2 separate regions of the Homo sapiens genome follow, and region 1 is linked to region 2. A link is a loop called in an ENCODE intact Hi-C map of the cell type or tissue named here. Cell type or tissue: B cell. All regions are shown on one strand. Links, peaks and the distances in the headings refer to the core of each region. The heading gives the core; the rest is flanking DNA. Region 1 holds the start of SIGLEC14 (sialic acid binding Ig like lectin 14). Region 2 holds the start of SIGLEC6 (sialic acid binding Ig like lectin 6).

The links. Hi-C counts contacts between places; a loop is a spot of excess contacts. Peaks named below come from ENCODE experiments on the same cell type or tissue, not always from the same donor. Only the 100,000 strongest peaks of a DNase experiment are listed, where the experiment ranks them.
Region 1: a loop joins it to region 2, with 2.8 times the contacts of the local background. A loop is called at or near these places in 2 of 110 quality-filtered maps.

The regions. Positions count from the first base shown.
Region 1 is chr19:51,646,667-51,655,015 of GRCh38, forward strand. It overlaps SIGLEC14 (sialic acid binding Ig like lectin 14), which reads right to left and starts at 159. Exons shown (of 7, transcript NM_001098612.3): 1 at 57-159. The coding sequence starts at 93. It also overlaps the pseudogene RPL7P51. In B cell, for the core only: no CTCF peak of the experiment used is centred there; DNase peaks (open chromatin) are centred at 356 and 4,815; H3K4me3 peaks cover 311 bases; H3K27ac peaks cover 3,270 bases.
Region 2 is chr19:51,526,109-51,537,039 of GRCh38, forward strand. SIGLEC6 (sialic acid binding Ig like lectin 6) reads right to left here and starts at 5,562. Exons shown (of 8, transcript NM_001245.7): 1 at 5,474-5,562; 2 at 5,052-5,411; 3 at 4,573-4,851; 4 at 4,329-4,376; 5 at 3,616-3,873; 6 at 2,052-2,145; 7 at 1,639-1,720. The coding sequence starts at 5,540. In B cell, for the core only: no CTCF peak of the experiment used is centred there; a DNase peak (open chromatin) is centred at 5,623; H3K4me3 peaks cover 1,704 bases; H3K27ac peaks cover 1,230 bases.

The DNA of each region.
Region 1 (8,349 bases), core at 350-8,349, 120 kb after region 2:
AGCTCCAGCCCCCCTTCTCACCCCTGTGCCTGTCCCTCCTCCCTCAGCTCACTCACCCCCCCACAGCAGGGGCAGCAGCAGCAGGGGCAGCATGTCTCCATCCGCCAGGGCCCCAGCCCAGTCCCAGGTCCGGCTGTCAGGGAAGGAAATGCTCCAAATGTCCAAACGTGGGGTGGGGCTGAGAAAGCCCCGACAGGAAGCCGGAGGGTGAGTGAGAGCTGTGGACGCGCACAGAAGGGGAACTTGGGCATCACGTGCTGTTGGGGTGAGGCTGGGGCTGGGAAGCCATTCTGCTCCCACCCCCACTGGACGCCGATGGTGAAGATACTGAGGCCCCCAGAGGGGCTTGTCCAGACTTGTAAGTCTAGACTCCTGAGGTCACCAGGTCCCATAGCTGCAGCACTTTCCTTATGCACCTTTGTCTACATAGGAAGGAGAACACCACTTGGCCAGCTCCCTGGGAGTCAGGGCCTCGGGACCCTCAGCGAGATGGGAGAATAAATCCTTTATGACATGATAGGAGCTGTGGTGAGGGAAGCACACGCTGGGGGTTTCAGGTGGGGAAGACTTTCCTCTTTCCAGAGGGAAGGCAAGTTGTCAGGGACAAACACATCAGGTGGACATGACCGGGTCCTTAGCAGTCAAGAGAGATGTGGTCCCCACCACCAGTTGGATTTGGGAACCTCATCTCATCCTTGTCCTTGTCCCAGGCAGCGTCAGACCCCATCCCTGATGTTGACAGCCAGATGAGGCTTGAGAGCCGGGCATTTGAAATGTGAACGTTGAGGATATGGAATACCAAGTGTGAACCCAGACCCCTCACCTACCGGCTGTTGAACTTTACAAAAGTTACCTACCCTCTCTGTGCCTCAGTTTGCTCAGCTGAAAAATGCAGACAATAATAGAATTGCTGTGTGGGGATTCAGTGAGGTCTCATGTGTAAAGTGCTTAGGACAGTGTCTGGCCCCGAGAATTCACTCATTCAACTGATGCTTCATGGGCGCCTATGGTGCACCAGGCCCCCTGTTTTAGGAGCTGGAGATACAGCAAAGGATAAACTCTTAGGATGAGAAGGTAAGTCAAAAATCCTAGTGGGGGCTCCTCTGGGCACACTGCTTATGCATACCCCTGCTCCACGAAGAACAGTAAAAAAAGAAGGCCGGGCGCAGTGGCTCACGCCTGTAATCCCAGCACTTTGGGAGACCGAGGCGGGTGGATCACGAGGTCAGGAGATCAAGACCGTCCTGGCTAACATGGTGAAACCCCGTCTCTACTAAAAATACAAAAAATTAGCCGGGCGTGGTGGCGGGCGCCTGTAGTCCCAGCTACTGGGGGGGCTGAGGCAGGAGGACGGCGTAACCCGGGAGGTGGAGCTTGCAGTGAGCCGAGATCGCACCACTGCACTCCAGCCTGGGCGACAGAGCGAGATTCCATCTCAAAAAAAAAAAAAAGAAAAGAAAAGAAAAAGAGAAAATAAAATAAAAATCCTAGAGGGAAGACAAACATTTAATATGAAATTAAAATACACAGTCTGCTAAAGAATAATATATTCTAAGAAAAAATAAAAACAGGAACACAGAAGAGGAATCAGTGAGGACTGATAATTTTTTTTTTTTTTTTTTTTTTTTTGAGACGGAGTTTCGCTCTTGTTGCCCAGGCTGGAGTGCAATGGTGTGATCTCAGCTCACTGCAACCTCTGCCTCCCAGGTTCAAGCGATTCTCCTGCCTCAGCCTCTCAAGTAGCTGGGATTACAGGCATGTGCCACCACACCTGGCTAATTTTGTATTTTTAGTAGAGATGGGGTTTCTCCATGTTGGTCAGGCTGGGCTCGAACTCCCGACCTCAGGTGATCCGCCCGTCTCAGCCTCCCACAGTGTTGGTATGACAGGCATGATGATAAAATTTTTTACAGCATGGCTTGGGGGGCCACTTGGAGGAGATGACATTTGAGTAAAGATGCGAAGGGCGTGTGGGAATGAGTCCACTGGTATCCATTCCAAGGGAACCGCACATTTAAAAGTCCCAAGGTAGGAACACACGTGGTGTGCTTGGAAAATAGCCATATGCCAGCATTGAGGGGTGATCAGTGGGGAAGATGGTAGGAGGGTAGGTCTGGGAGGTGTCCTGGGTCTGATCATGAAGAGATTTGGGAGCTCTCATAAGAAGTTCACTTTTTTCTTGTCCAGCTGGAACTATGGAAGGTGTCAAAGAGAGGAAGAAGAAAAAGAAGGTTCCTGCTGTGCCAGAAACCCTTAAGAAAAAGGGAAGCAATTTCACAGAGCTGAAGATCAAGCCCCTGAGAAGGAATTTTGCCCAAAAGATGCTTCGAAAGACAAGGAAGAAGCTTTTCTAGGAAAAAGCGAAGCACTATCACAAGGAATATAGGCAGATGGACAGAACTGAAATTTGAATGCAAGGAAGGCAAGAAAAGCTAGCAACTTCTATGCAACTGCAGAACCCAAATTGGCCTTTGTCATCAGGATCTGAGGGGTCAATGGTGGGAGCCCAAAGGTCCGAAAGGTGTTGCAGCTTCTTCGCCATTGTCAACTCTCCAATGGAAGCTTTGTGAAGCTCAATAAAGCATCAATTAACAGGCTGAGGATTCAGAACCACATATCGCATGGGGGCACCCAAACCTGAAGTCAGTAAATGAACTAACCTACAAGCGTGGTTATGACAAAATCAATAAGAAGCAAATTGCTTTGACAGATAACACTTTGATTGCTTGATAAATATGTAAATATAGCATCATCTGCTATATAAGGATCCAATTCATGGGACCTGTACTGCTGGAAAATGATTTGAAGAAATAACTTCTCGTAGCCCTTCAAATTATCCTCTCCACAAGGTAGAATGAGGAAAGAGACAACCCATTTTGTAGAAGGTGGAGATGCTGGCAACAAGGAGCACCAGATCAACAGGCTTCTTAGAAGAATGAACTAAGGTGTCTACCATTATTTATTTTTCTAATCTGGTCAGTTAATTAACAGTACCCACTTTCAAACTGAAAACAAAAACCTGACTTTTGCTGAGTGTATTAGCCAGGGTTCTCCAGAGAAACAGAATCAACGGGATGTGTCTGTGTGTGTGTGTGTGTGTGTGTGTTTATTATAAGGAATTGACTCACACAATTATTGAAGCAGAAAAGTCCCAAGATCCTCAGTCGGCAAGCTGGAGACCTGGGAGAACTGACGGTGTAGCTCCAGTCCACAAGCTTCCAGGCTGGAGATCCAGGAAGAGCCAAAGTTTCAGCTCTAGTCCAAAGGCAGGAGGAAACTCAGGTCCCAGCTTGCAGGTAGTCAGGCAAAAGGAGTTCCCCTTACTCACAGGAGCGCCAGGCTTTTTGCTCTATCCAGGCCTTCAACCAACTGGTCAAGGCTCACCCACCCTGGGGAGGGCAATCCACTTTACTCAAAGTCTACTGATTTAAATGTTAATCTCATCCCAAAACACCCTCACAGGAACACCCAGAATAGTATTTGAGCAAATACCAGGGCACTCTATGGCCCTGTCAAGTGGAGACCTAAAATTAACCATCACACTGAGCAAATTGTGAAGACAGGGGTTGAACAGAGAAGGGGCAGGATTTTATTTGTTTTTACCTGATCACTCTGCTTGCTTTCCTGAGACTAGACTCTGCTGAGCCATTGCAATGCTTGGGAGGTGAGAGGAGGGTGCTCAGGTCTCCAAGGACACAGTGGAAGTGGTGAGAAGAGGGGGAGTTAACAGTATTTGTCAACAGATTGGACACACATGGGAAGAGAAAGGAAAGGGCCACAGATAATGCTTGTTTTTGACCTGAGATGTTGCAGGCTTGAAGCTGCCATTGAGAGAAGAGGAAAAGACTTCAAGAGAAGAATCGGGAGCTCAGCTTGGGACACGTTGGGTTAGATGTGCTTATTAGACATACAAGTGGAAGGAAAAGGAAAGGGGTTAGATCTGTGGGTCTGGAATTTAGGAAAAATAGGAAAAAGTTCTGGCTGGAGACAAAAGTGGGGTCATTCATGTTCAAAGAGTGTCTGTAGTCATGAGCCTGAGTGACATCACAAAGAGCATGAGTTTATTTATTTATTTATTTATTTATTTAAGACATGGTCTAGCTGTCACCCAGGCTGGAGTGCAGTGGTGCAGTCATAGCTCACTGCAGCCTCAACTTCCCAGGCTCAAGCAATCCTCTCACCTTGAGTAGCTGGGACTACATGTGCACATCACCACGCCTAACTAATTTTTTTTTTTAAGTAGAGATGAAGGTTCCACTATGTGCCCCACGCTGGTCTTGAACTCCTGGGCTCCAGTGGTCCTCCGGCCTTGGCCTCCCAAAGTGCTGGGATTATAGGTGTGAGCCACAATGCCTGGCCAAGGCATGAGTTCAAATGAAAAAGGGACAGAGACCATCTCCAGGGCTTCCATGATCTGGATATCACACCCACTTTCCCACTGAAAATAACTAAAAATACAGGGAAGATAATTAATGCAAGTCTTCTTTAAACCATGGAATGGCTGACAAGAGAGAAAAGAATTTACAGTCAAAACTGTAGGAGATGGCGGGAACCAAGAGAGGGAAGCAGAGCACCAAAGTCACACGTGCCCTCCGGGAATTTTAAATGTGGGGAACTTGAATTTGGGGTTTCCTAGACCTGAGGATGAGAGTCAGACTATGCACCAGGTGTAGGGGAAGTGCAGGGTTCCTGGTCACTCTCTCTTTCTGCACACCCCCAGGCTCTGTCTAGGGAAATGAAACTCAAGTGCAGCCAACCCCACTCTCCGCCCCCATCCACCCTCTGACTGCTGCCCCATTCAATGGCAGGGAGGCCAGAAGCATCTCTAGGCTGGAGGAGACCCAAGTCCCTGCCCTGGAATCACCTCATTCTCTAACCCCATACTCTGATTCATCTACTAGGAGCGGGAACGCAGAAGAGATAAGTGAGCGGGAAGGAAGTTGCATTCAGAAGATACAACACATAGACATAAGCACTCTGATTCAATAGAAGAGGAAGTTTCCCCATGATGTCTCCAGCCTGGGTCCCCAGCCACCCTTCTGAGAGTATCTGAGTTGATGTGGAAATATGAACACAACACCACGCTCTTGGTGTCAGATCTCCAGCTCCAATGCTGAGTCCAATGTACAAATCTTGTAACCCTTGGCAGACTTGCCCTCATCTTCACTTCCTCCTCTACACTTTTGGGTTTTCCAAGTTTGAGGGAAAGGCAGAGGTCTCCAATGGCTCTGATCTCCTATGCAGTGGTGTTATTATTTGTTTGCTTGCTTATTTGTTGACTGCCCACAACCCAGTTCTTCACCCATAGCCCTATTTTATTTTCCTTTGGAGAACTACCACTATCAGCCCCATCCCTCACTTCAGCGGGGAGTCTGTGAATTGTGCAGGGAGCACTGTCCAATTGACATAGCTCATCACCAACAATGCTGCGGCCAATTTTAAGAACAAGCCCGTGTCCAATTGCCTCTAAAGATCCAAGTTCCAGGATTTTTGCCACACCTTCAGGAAAAATAGCTGTTCAGTTTCTCCCGGCATCCCTGGGTGGAAGAAATGTAAGCCTGCAGCTGCCTGAGAACAAAGTCAACAGAGGAAGGAAGAACTCTAGGGTTAACAAACGACAAAAAAGGATTTTAGAGACATCAACCAATTCTGGAACCTGCTGTGCCTGAAGCCGGTGTACTTCAGAACTTTTCGGCTAAGTGGGCCAATGCTTGGCTTTTATTTCCCAATAGGCCCATTTGAGCTAGATTGATCTTGCTTGCACCCCAAAGAGTTCTGCCTGATATAACCTCTCCCCTAGCCACTGTGTTCCACTTCCCCTCAGCTACTCTGCGTCAGACCCTGAAGCTGCCAAAAGCCTCCCTGTGAGACTTGATCTCAATTTCAGAGTTCACAACCCTTCCATGACTTTTGGGAAAGATCCTGACATGTGCCCCTCCCTTATAACAAGACCCTCTGTGACAGCCATCAACATAAAGTCAATTACCAGGCCTGGTGGCATGTGCCTATAGTCCTAACTGTTCTGAAGGCTAAGGTGGGAGGATTGCTTGAGCCTAGGAGTTCAAGATCAGCCTGGGCAATGTAATGAGACCCTGTCTCTACAAAAAATTTACAAATGAGGATTAATAACCAGAATACGTAAGGAGCTCAAACAACTCTAGGACAAAATCTAATAATCCAACCAAAAACTGGGCAAAAGATCTCAACAGATATTTCTCAATAGAAGACATACAAATGGCAAACAGGTATATGAAAAGGTACTTGGCATCATTGATAATCAGAGAAATACAAATCAAAATTACAATGAGATGTCATCTCATCCCAGTTAAAATGGCTTATATCCAAAAGACAGGCAATAACAAATTCTGGCAAGGGTGTAGAGAAAAGGGAATCCTTGTACACTGTTGGCGGGAAGGTAAGTTAATATAGCCACTGTGAAGAACAATTTTGAAATTCCTCAAAAAATTAAAAATAGAGCTACCATATGATCTAGCAATCCCACTGCTGGGCATATACCCAAAAGGAAGGAAATCAGTATACGGAAGAGATATCTGCACTCCCAAGTTTATTGTAGCACTGTTCACAAAAGCCAAGACTTGAAAGCAACCTAAATATCCGCCAACAGATGAATGGATAAAGAAAATGTGGTGCTTATACACAAGGGAGTACTATTCAGCCATGAAAAAGAATGAGATCCTGTCATTTGCAATAACCATGGATGGAACTGGAGGTCACTATGTTGAGTGAAATAAACCAAGCACTGAAAGACAAACTTTGCATGGTCTCACTTATTGGAGGAAACTAAGAATTAAAACAATTGAACTCATGGAGATAGAGAGTGGAAGGATGGGTTACCAGAGACTGGGGAGGATAGAGGGCATGGGGGAGGGGAGAAGGTGGGGATGGTTAATGGGTACAAAAAAATTGGAAAGATGAAATGAGACCTCATATTTGATAGCACCACAGGGTGATTATAGTCAAAAATAATTTAATTGTATATTTTAAAATAACTTAAAAAGTATAATTGGATTGTTTATAACACAAAGGATAAATGCATGAGGTGATGGATACTTCATTTACCTTGATGTGATTGTTACATGTTGCATGCCTGTATCAAAATATCTTGTGTAACCCAGAAATATATACACCTACTATGTATCCACAAAAATTTAAAAACTTAAAAATTAAACTAAAAATTAAAATTAAAAAATACAAAATTAGCCAGGTGTAGTGGTGCATGCATGTAGTTGCAGCTACTCAGGAGGCTGAGGCAGGAGGATTGCTTGAGGCCAGAGGTCAAGGCTGCAGTGAGCTATGATCATGCCACTACATTCCAGCCTGGACGACAGAGAGAGATGCAACCCTGTCTCCAAAATTAATTAATTTATTAATTAATAATTAAAATAATCAAAACCAGTTGTAAAAATAAAGAACAACTAAATGAGAACAAGGAAAGGCTATGTATTCAGTTCTTGCTATGACAAGAGAGTCAGCCACCATTATTTGTGTTCTGGCAGAGACTCACAGGCAGGCAGTGGAGTGGGAGAGCTTCATAGTGGGGAAAAGAGAAAACTTCAGGTGTGTCCTGATTGGAGGCTATTGGCCTGGGGAAGCTGTAGGTGAGCCAGCTAGAAGCAGGTAATCCTACATGATTGGGTTAAGAAACCATATCCACTTTCTCTGATTTGGTCCTAAGTAGAAAGTGGGGACAGAAATTAGGGAAGCTGTCAGTTATTAATCAAGTCCCAGGCCAATTTAGGGCCAATCGTTACAGGGATTATTGTTTAGCTTCCTGGACAGGTTACCAGAGACAAGTCTGGTTTATAGAGAGTAGCCTGGCTTCCTGAGCTGGTGACTGTGGATGATGGGCTGGCTTTTCACAGCTGGTTGCTGCAAATTAGGAGTCAGAGTTCTAGTTTTATATATGATCTGGCCATTTCTGCATGTATATTCAGGCTCTCACAGGGTAGGAGAGCAATTTTCCACATTCAAAAAGAGATACAAAATTTATTTCAGGGAGAAGACCTATATACTTGTTTTTCAAAACAAATCGATCACCTTTTTGGGTGTCTAAACAGTAAGCCCAGGACTAGCCTGGAGGGTGAGCTGAAGAACAGGCTAAATTTTCTCTGCATAATAGAATAATGTGAATCCTAAGATTGTGGCTGAGAGAGAAAAGACAGCAAATGTCCTGGTCTTGATGGCAATGGAAGTGGTGGGGACATGAGCTGGTGTTCTCTTTTGATAGATGGGACCCCAGCAGCCTGGTGACAGCAGACATACAGCCGGTACCAGGTTCTGTGGCGTGGAGATGGATGGTGGAGATTAATGTCCCATGTAGGTTGCTCT
Region 2 (10,931 bases), core at 1,756-9,755:
CTCTAGGATGAAGCCCCAAGAGACAAGGAAAAAGCCCTCTACCACTGGCACTTCCAAGGTCCCTGCCCCTGCTGCTCCAAGCTGGGGAGGAAACAAAATGCCTGGGCTCACCACGGGGCTGTAGTGTGCAGCCTGAGTGCCAAGTCAAGATCTGTAGCCAGCACTTGAGTGAGAGAGGAGCCCACACTCTCAGAGCACTAGGAGGGAGCATGGCTGCAAATGTGAGGAACTACAGAGGATTCATGTGGCTGAACAAGAGCCTACCTGCCAGCCATTATGCTTAAGCACCACCTATTGGATCACATCCAAACTTCAACACCAAAAATACTTTGCTAATATACCCCACTGTGAAACTAAGGACAAGAATTTAGCAACAAATAAAGATCGTGCACAAAGCGTTGGCCTTCTGAAAACGTCCAGAAACAAAGCCAACTGACTATACTCAAATGACAGCACAAGTAAGGGAACATGAGCCCACATAAATGAGAAAGAACCAGTGCAAGGACTCTGGCAAATCTAAAAGCCAGAGTGTCTTCTTACCTCATAATGACCACACTAGTTCCCCAGCAAAAGTTCTTAACCAGAATGAAATGGATAAAATAACAGACGAAAAATTCAGAATCTGGATGACAATCAAGATTATTGAGATTCAGGAGAAAGTAGAAACCCATTCCAGGGAATCAAAGGAATCCAGTAAAACAATTGAAGAGATGAAAGATGAAATAGCCACCTTAAGAAAGAACCAAACTGAGCTGATAGAGCTGAATAACTCACTATAAAAATTTCATAACACAATCAGAAGTATTAACAGCAGAATAAACCAAGCTGAGGAAAGAATATCAGAGCCCAAAGACTGGTTCTTCAAATTAACTCAGGCAGACAAAAGAACAAAGAATTTTAGAAATGAACAAAACCTCCAAAAACTGTGGGATTATGTAAAGAGACCAAATCTACAACTCATTGGCATCCCTGAAAGAGAAGGAGAGAGAGCAAGCAACTTGAACAACGTATTGGAGGATATTGTCCACAAAAATGTCCCCAACCTCTCTAGAGAGGTCAGCATGCAGATTCAGGAAATTCAGAGAACCTTGGTAAGATAATATATAAGACAACCATTCCCAAGACACGCAGTCATCAGGTTCTCCAAGGTCAATGCCAAAGAAAAAATATTACAGGCAGCTAGAGATGCCTGTAATATTGTAATAGTGATGAGCAGTAATGACTTTGGGTTGATTTGGGCTGTCTACTCTAGGGCTTGTGTCTACCACATTCCTTGTACTTAATGCACCTGACACAGACTAAGTTTTGTTCATTTCTTTTTCTCAATAATCAATGCCATAAGAAAAGACTAATATTCCAGGAAATATGATAATCTGACATATGAGGAGCATAAATACCCCCAGCAAATTAACTGGAGTACGTATTTCATCAGAACTATTAGATTCAGTTCCAAATGTTACTATTTTAAATTATTGAAATCAATACTTTTTAAATTATTACTGAGTCAAAAATTTAAAATGTCACATGTGGAACCGCAGGGAATGTCAGGTGTTAATGAAGAAATGCCTCAGGGTCCTTACTTAGGGCAGCATTCAAAAGGGATAATGCTGAATGGAAATTAAGGTCTCTGTCACTCACCCTGGAGCCTGAGACCATGACGGGGTTCACATCATCCGTGTTTTGCACTGGCTGGGCTGCTTTCTTCCTTCTAGTCTTCACTCTGAGGGAACAGCCCTAAGCCTTTCAGCCTGGTTATTTGGAGCCTCTTTCCCCAAAAGAAAACCATCTCCCCACTCCCTATGGAGAGTACAGAAGTAATTAAGAGGTCCAGGTGCTCACATGAGCCCAAGAGTTGGACCACGGTTTCAAAGAGACCCCTTGCTTGGTTCAGCTGGTCAACGGGGTAATTCACACCACCACTACCCTCCCTTTCCTCACTCTCGACTTTCCCAATCACCCCATTTTCCTCCACTCAGGTTTTCTGAGATTCTGCCACCTGTGTGCCCTTCCCACATGAAGTCTTTCTGTGCCTCCCTGGAGCCCACTCTCACCTGAAGATGAAGCAAACACAGAGGAAAACCAGGGTTGTGATGCTAGCTCCCCAGACTGCTCCCAGGACACCACCAGCCCTGCCTTCTGGTTTCCCTATAATTTGAATTTTAAGTGAACTCCAGTTCTAATTCCAGGACATCCTCCCAACAGCCATTCCTCTCCACCTTCCACTAATGTGACCACCCCCATCCAGGACTCAGTCACTCACCATTTCACTGCCCTGTGAACCCGGAACCAGCCTCTTCTCTCTCCATGACTCCCCCTTCCCCCAACTGCAAGACTGAGGACGTTGTGCCCCCAGCCACTCTTGTCTGGGCCTTGGAAACATCTTCTCCAAGCTTCATTTCTCTGGAGCAGTTAGGGGTTGAATTATGTCTCCCCACAATTCCTATTTTGAAGTCCTAACCCCCAGCACCTCAGAGCATGACCTGATTTGGAGAAGGGTCATAGCTGATGTAATTAGTTATAATGAGGTGTTCCTGGATCAGGGTGAGCCCTAATCCAATATGACTGTTGTCCTTATAAAAAGGGGAAAATGTGGGTCGGGTGCAGTGGTTCACACCTGTAATCCCATCATTTTGGGAGGCCAAGGCTAGCAGATCACCAGGTCAGGAGATCGAGACCATCCTGGCCAACATGGTGAAACCCTGTCTCTACTCAAAATATAAAAATTAGCTGGGCATGGTGGTGGGCGCCTGTAGTGCCAGCTACTCGGGAGGCTGAGGCAGGAGAATCTCTTGAACCCGGGAGGTGGAGGTTGCATATGTCAGATTACCATGTTGCAGTGAGCCAAGATCGCACCATTGCATTCCAGCCTGGCAACAGAGTGAGACCCTCTCTCAAAAAAAAAAAAAAAAAGGGAAAATGTGGACACAGACGCACATGTGGACACAGACACCACCATGTGAAGATTAAGTCAGAGGTCGAGGCAATGCTTCTTTAAGCCTAGGAACGCCAAAGACTCCCAGGAAACCACCAGAAGCCAGGGAAGGAGCATGGAAGAGATTCTCTCACAGCCTCAAAAGGAACCAACTCTAACACCATACATGATCTTGGACTTCTGACCTTGAGAACCGTGAGACAATAAATCCCTATTGTTTAAGTCGTGCACTTTGAATTACTTTGTTATGGCAGCCCTAGCAAACTCATACAAGGACCCAGGCTTCTCTTCCCCCAATTGTCACCTCTTAGCAGACTCCTGACCTGGCAGCAGCTGGGACAGAGCTGCTCTGGGATGTTCTGGGCCTCAAAGCTGAGCCTGAGACTTGAGCTGAATCCCTGGCAGGGGCTCAGGGAGCTGTTGACCAAGGGTCCGGCTGGCTGGGGGTGACTGTGAAGGAGCCATGGCTGCTGTTCCCATCCCTCCAGAATCTCCTCCCCAAGCTGCCAGTGCAGGGAGGAGCCACTGCAGTGTGGACTCTAAGCCTCCCAGAGGTAGGAGGGTCCCAGCAGTTGTGAGGGGTCTGGGGAGGGAGGACAGGACTTAGCAGGGGCCTCTTCTCTGAATACTATGGAGCTCTCGCCCAGCTGCCCACACTCTCGCGCACCTCCCCCCACACTCACAATGCACAAAGAGACTCAGAGAGATTTGCAGGGAGCCCAGAGGATGCTGAGCACGGCAGGTGAAATCTCCTTCTTCTGCAGACCCTACTTGAGGCAGCTCCAGGACCCCGGTATTGGAGATGGGGGTGGCGTTCAGGGCGGGGAAGCCCTGGAACCAGCTCAGGTGTGCAGGGGGGTTGCCGTCAGCATCACAGAGCAGCCGCAGAGCCTGGCCCTCCAGGACAGGGAGGGACGAGGTGTTTTGCAGGATTTTGAAGGCTTTGGGGAGAGAGGTGTAGAGAGTTAGAGATGGGGTATAGGGGCAAAGCACTGGTGTCCCTCTCCTCCTGTGGGGTCCACACTAGCTCTGAGGAGGAGACTAGTAAAGTGGGGGCCTCAGGTCTTCAGAAAAGCCCAGACCATTTCCCTGGAGCTGCCCAGGCTGTCCTGCAGAGAGTGGAGCAAGGGCTGCGGACAGCGTCGTGGCAGACAAGTGCCATTCCTGGACCATGGAGACGCCTGAGGCAGTAGGAAAACAAGCAAGAGAGAAGAGGGAGTGCGAGGGGTGTGGCAGCTCCTGCCGAAGAGGCGACAAAGGCTGGGGGTGAGCAAAGATTCAGTCCAGGTCTTTGAAGTCTATGGAGGCCTTAGTCCTGGCTTCTCATATTGATCCCCGTTAGTCCCCACTCTGCTTCCATCTGGCCCTGGAGAGAACAGGACTGGCTGGTTCCTACCTGCGCTGTTTCCTTGGAAGATGCTGATGGCCACTTTCTGTGGAGCATCTGGGGTGGAAAGAGGTGGCCGCCTCAACATCCCTGAGGAGGGATGGTAGGCATGGGGCCTTCCCCTCAGGAGCCATGAAAACAGGGAAAGGGGCTCTCCTCTTTGGCAACCAGGTCCCCAACTTTAAGCTCTGGCTCAGCCCTGCCCTGTCCCCCCACACCCTCAGGGACCCGGGCGTCCTGGCCCAGCACTCACAGGAGACATTGAGCTGGATGGTTCTCTCCATGGTCACACCGGCTCCAGGGAACGTCACCTGACAGGTGAGGTTGGTGCTGTGGTCCTGGGGCCGTGGGGTGATTGTGAGCACCGAGGACTGGGTGGTCCTGGGGCCCAGGGAGGTGGGGGCAGCTGACATCCAGGAGAAGATGGGGGGCGTCCCCTGCTCACAGACCCAGGGCACAGAGCAGGTCAGATTGCTGGGATGGCCAGACTCCAGGGTCCCTGGGATGGAGATGTTGGGCCTGTGGGTCAGGGCTGGTGAGGAGATGGGGACGCAGGATCAGGATGGAGGTCTGAGGTTTCACCCAGGGGGAAGCCCAGTCTCTGGTCCAGCTCCTTCTCTGAGCCCAACATGCTTAATTGTACCCGCCTCCCAAGACGGGGCTCCCGTCCCAGCCCTGCCCTACGGCCCCCATGACCTTCCCCTGTGGCTAGTCCTGGAGCTGGTTCCTTACCCATCACACGCACAGAGAGCTTGGAAGATGTATAACCGTATTTCATCCATTTGGACTTCAACCGAAAGAAGTATGCAGCATTGTCCCTCCTCCGGGCATCTCTGATGCTCAGGGAGCAGTTCTTCCTTCTGGGATCCCAGAGGAGGTGGAATCGGCCCCGGGTCTCCTCCTGCACTTCTTCGTCTGGGTCGTTTGTGGCCACTGGAACATCAGCCCCTTCCAGGAACCAGTAGCCATAACCATAGTACGAGGCTGGAAGGGTAGTGGGCAATCTGCAGGGTACGAGGACGCACAGACCCTCCTGCACCGTCAGTGACTCTGGCCCCTCCAGCTGGAATCTCCGCTCCTGAGCCAGGGCCCCTATGGAGACATGAGGGTCAGCTCGGCCCAGCCCCACGGCACCTCTCCCCTGGCCCACTCACCTGCCCACAGCAGGGGCAGCAGCAGCGGTAGCATCTCTGAGGCGGAGGCTTCCTGGGCTCCCTGCATGAGCAGAGAAGGGGAAGGGAGTGGAGGGGAAGGACTGCGGGGAGGAACGGGTGGCTGGGGAGGAGCGCGTGATCTCGGCTGTTCACAGAAGAGGAACTGCGAAGCCACAAGCCCTCGGAGCTCCACTCCCTCTGCACAGAGCAGACGGAAACTTTGAGACCCAGAGACCTGCCCAAAGAAGAGCAGAGGAGAAGAGACTGTGTCCCGCCTCCCACCTCGGGGCTTCCTGTGAGCAACAGAGCCCGGACCAGGGCCTCCCGGGGCATCTGAGGAATGCGAAACCTGTGTCCAAGGCCCTGCCCACCTGAGGTGCTTTTCTGTGCACCACTGTTTACACCTGGGAGCTGGTCACTCCTGGCCCCAGAGAGTCACAGCCTCATCCCACGCCATGAGAAAGTCAGTCCTGCAGGATATAGGATTCTGTAGGGTCTGTGGGAGTGTCTGGGACAGTGAAAGGAAGAAGGGTCCCAGGTGCAGTGTGGGTGATAGCCACTCATTCATTCACTCATTCATTCATTCATTCATTCATTCACCAAAGACATAGTGAGCATCTGTATGTAGGTCGGGCTGGAGAAGAGATGCCAGGGACCTGGTCCCTACCCTTGAGATGATCCCCATCCATAGCTTCCCATCCTCAGCACACACCCTCACTATCTAGCTTTAGAGCTGTGGACACTGGTGAGTTTGCCAAGTGACACAGTAGAATGCCAGATATTTTTTAAAACATGAGTATGGAGGTTTTTCCTTGACAGCTAGTACGCTGATTTACAAAATTTCAATGACATCTCCAAAATAAGAACCATGCAACATCTTCATGTAAATCAAAAAGGACACATATTTTATGAACTGCAGTGCAGAAGAAACTTCTTTTGAATTAATGTTGCCACTCAGTGCAGTGTGGACTGGAGAGATTTTTTTTTAGGTCCTCATCATAGAGATTAGCAATTTCTTTCCTGTGAAAAATCTGCTTCTCACAGTTAAATGTGGCACAAAAGACATATTTCTGGACAACGTGAGCAGAATATCCTGACAAAATTAAAATTTTTAGGTCTAGCTCACATGGTTTTCTATTTTCCTCTGTGCAGTATGCATCTGGCAAATCTCTAATACCTATGAGGTATTAGAATTTGCCACCATATATTTGTAAATTTTTTTATTTCTACAAACTTAAGGAGTAGATGTAAAATTTTTTTGCATGTATATAATGCGTAATGATTATGTCAGGATATTTAGAGTGTCCGTCACGTGAGTGCAATACATTCTTGTTAACTAAAATCACACTATTCTGCTCTCTAACGCTGAATTTATTCCTTTTAACTGTATGTTTGTAGCACTTCACTCACTTCTCTTCATCTTCTGTCCTCCCCCATCTGACCCTTTCCAGTCTCTGTTGTCTATCTTTCTACTGTCCACCTCCATGTGATAATATTTTTTTAGCTCCCACATGTAAGTGAGAACATGCAACATTTGTCTTTTTGTGTCTGACTTATTTCAATTTAGATAATGAATTCTAGTCCCATCCATGTTGCTGCAAATGACACGATTTCATTCTTTTTTATGGCCAAATAGCATGTATACTATATTTTCTTTATCCATTCATCTGTTAATTGACACTTAGGTTGGTTCCATATCTCTGATATTGTGAATAGTGCAGCAAAAATCATGTGAATGCAGGTATCTCTTTGATGTATTTCTTTCTTTCCCTTCGGGTAGATACCCAGTAGTGGGATTGCTTGAGTGATCGAATAGTAATTCTATTTTTAGTTCCTGAGAAATGTCCATAGTGTTTTCAAAAGTGGCTGTACTAGTTTAAATTCCCACCAACAGTACAGAAGAGTTATCTTTCTCCTCATCCTTGCCAAAATCTGTTATTTTTTGTTTTTTTAGTAATAGTCATTCTGACTGGGTAAGACGGTATCTCATTTTGGTTTAGATGTGCACTTCTCTGATGATTAGTGACGCTGACCATTTTGTCGTATTGGCTGTTCTTATGTATTCTTTGAGAACTGTCTATTCCTGTCCTTTGCCCACTTTTTACTTGGATTATTTGCTTTTTCCTGTTGAGTTGTTTGAGTTCCTTGTATAGTCTGGATATTAGTCTCCTGTCAGAAGAATAGTTTGCGAATATTTTCTCCAATTCAACAGGTTGTTTCTTCACTCTAATTATTTCTTTTCCTGGCAGAAGCTTTTTGTTTATTAAGTCCCATTTGTTTATTTTTGTTTTTGTTGCCTGTGCTTTTCAGAACTTAGTCATAATTTCTGACTCTTCTGACCAATGTTCAAAAGAGTTTTCCCTAGGTTTTCTTGTAGCTGTTTTTTTTTTTTATAGTTTTGGGTCTTACATTTAAGTGTATGATTCATTTTGAGTTTTTTTTTAATATGGTGAGAGAGAAGAATCCAGTTTCATTCTTTTGTGTGTGGGTATACAATTTTCCCAGCACCATTTATTGAAGAAGGTGTCCTTTCCTCAATATAAGTTCTTGTCAGTTTTGTTGACAATCAATTGGCTGTATACATGTGGCCTTATTTCTGGGTTATATTCCATTGGTCTATGTATCTATTTCTATACCAATATCATGCTGTTTTGGTTATTATAGCCTTGTAATATACTTTGAAGTCAGGTAAAGTGATACCACCAGCTTTGTTCTTTTTTCTCCGGATAGCTTTGGCTATTCAGGTTCTTTTTGGATCCATATGAATTTTATAATTGTTTTTTACAATTCTGTGAAGACTGACATTGGTATTTTCATATGGATTACATTAAATCTTTAGATTGCTATAGACCAGTGTGGGCTTCTTAACTATCTTAATTCTTCCAGTCATGAGTATGGGATGTTTTTCCATTTGTTTGTGTCATCTTCAATTTCTTTCATCAGTGTTTTTTAGTTTTTCCTGTATAGATTTTCACCTGGTAGGTCATTAAGAGCATATTGTTTAATTTCCATACATTTGTCTTGTTTCCAGAGTTCCTCTTGGTGCTGACTTGTTGTTTTGTTCCATTGTGGTCTGAGTATACATTGAGTAAATATTGATTTTTTTTTTAATTTATAGAGACTTATTTCGTAGCCGAATATATGGTGTATCCTGGAGAATGTTTCATGTACTGATGAAAAGAATATGTATTCTGCAGTTGTTGGGTAGAAGTTCTGTAAAAGTCTGTTAGTTCCATTTGGTCTATAGTGTAGTTTAAATGTGATGTTTGTTTGTTGATTTTCTGTCTAAGTGATCTGTCTTACTGAGAATAGGGTGGTGAAGCTTCCCACCATTATTGTATTGCATTCTATCTCTCTCTTTAGATCTAGTAATATTTGCTTTATAGATATGGCTGCTCCATTGCTGGGTGCATATATATTTAGAATTGTTATATCCTCTTGCTGGGTTGATCCCTTCATCATTATATAATGACCTTCTTTGTCTTTTTCTACTGCTCTTGACCTAAGGTCTGTTTTATCTAAGTATAGTTACTGCTGCTTACTATTGGTTTCCATTTGTGTGGAATATCTTTCTCCATCCTTTTACTTTTGGTCTATATGTGTCTTTTCTTAAGGTGTGTTTCTTTAAGCTGCACACTGTTGAGTCATTTTTAAAATCCATTCAGCCATTCTATATCTTTTAAGAGGATACTTTAATCCATTTACATACATGGTTATTATTGATTTGTGAGGCTTTCTTTCTGTCAGGTTATTAAACATTTTCTTGTTTTAAACATTCGTTGTTTCTTTCCTTTTATCTTATTGTTTGTCCTTGTGATTTGGTGGATTTCTGTAGTGGTACCATTTGAGTCCTTTCTAGTTCTCATTTGCATGATTGCTTTACCAGTGAATTTTTTACTTTCATATGTTTTCGTGATGATAAAATCATCCTTTTGCTTCCAGGTTTAGGACTCCTTTGAGTATTTTTTCCAAGGCTGGTCTAGTGGTAATAAATTTCATCAGCATTTGTTTGTCTTGGGATGAATCTATTTCTCTTTTATTTATGAAGAATAGTTTCTTTGCATGTTCTGTGGTGGCAGTTATTTTTTCTTTTAGCACTTAGAATATATCAGTTCCTTCTTTTCTGGTGTGTAAGGTTTCTACTGAGAAATCTGCTCTTAGTCAAATGGAATTTCCTTTAGAGGTAGCTAGATGCTTTTCTCTTGCTATTTGTAGAATTTGCTCTTTAACTTTGACTTCACACAGTCTGACTATAATGTGCCAAGGAGAAGACCTTTTGCATTGGGGATCTGCCCGGGGATCATTGGGCCTTCTGTATCTCTATACCTAAATCTTTTGTTAGACTTGGGATGTTTTCATGTATTATTTTGCTGAGTAGGTTTTCCAATATTTCTTTGTTTTTTCACCCTTAGAGATACCAGTAATTTATAAATTCCATTGCTTTTTGTTGTCCTAAATGTTATTAAGGCTATGCTCATTATTTTTTGTACTTTTCCCTTTATTTTTGTCTGACTAGATTATTTCAAAAAACCTGTCTTCAAGTTCCAAGATTCTTCTGCCAGATTTAGTCTATTATTGAACTTTTCAAATGTGTTTTGCATTTCCTTCAATTAACTATTCAGTTCCAGAATTTATATTTGGTTATTTTAAAAAATATATATCTCTTTGATCATTTTCTCATTTATACCCTGAATTGTTTTTCTGGTTTCCATAGTATTGATTTTCAGAATTCTGTTGTATCTCACTGAGCTTCTTTAACATCAATATTTTGAATTCTTTGTCTGGAATTTCAAAAATTTCTTTGTGATTAAGATCTATTTCTGCAGAATTCTTGTGTTCCTTTCCTTGCTGTTTCATGTTTCCTGTGTCCTTATGTTAAAATCTGTGCATCTAGTATAACAGTAGCTTCTTCCTATTTTTTAATTTACTTTCATAGAGGACATTTCTTTTTTTTTTCATGGTCCAAGCATGTGGTGATTTTTATTAAGAATAACTTTGGTTCTAAGAATTCCACTCTCAATTCTTTAATGCTTTCTGTTAAAAACAATTATACAACGGCAAATACAAAAAATATTAAATTATGAAAACCAATCCATTAAGGCTCCCTTTATATATAATATACACTCAAACAAGTCAAGATTTTTCAGAGTAGAAGAATAAAATCAACTGTTATAGCTTAGAAAGCAACACTACTACTATGAGACTATAAAACATTGAACTACTTTAAGAAAATCACAATGTGGAAAAATGGAGCCTTTTTTTTTATCAAAAAGTGGCTCAAAGCACAAAACTGCTCAGATGTTCAAGGGTCCCAGGGGTTTGGGCTGCACAGTGTTAAGGGGAGAGAGGAGACTGACAGCCTGTTTGAATCAGGCTTGTGAGCCCAGCCCATCTGACAATTTCAAAGAGCTTCTCTGCCTAAACATTCCACCGTTTAGTATAAGACACCACTTTACGC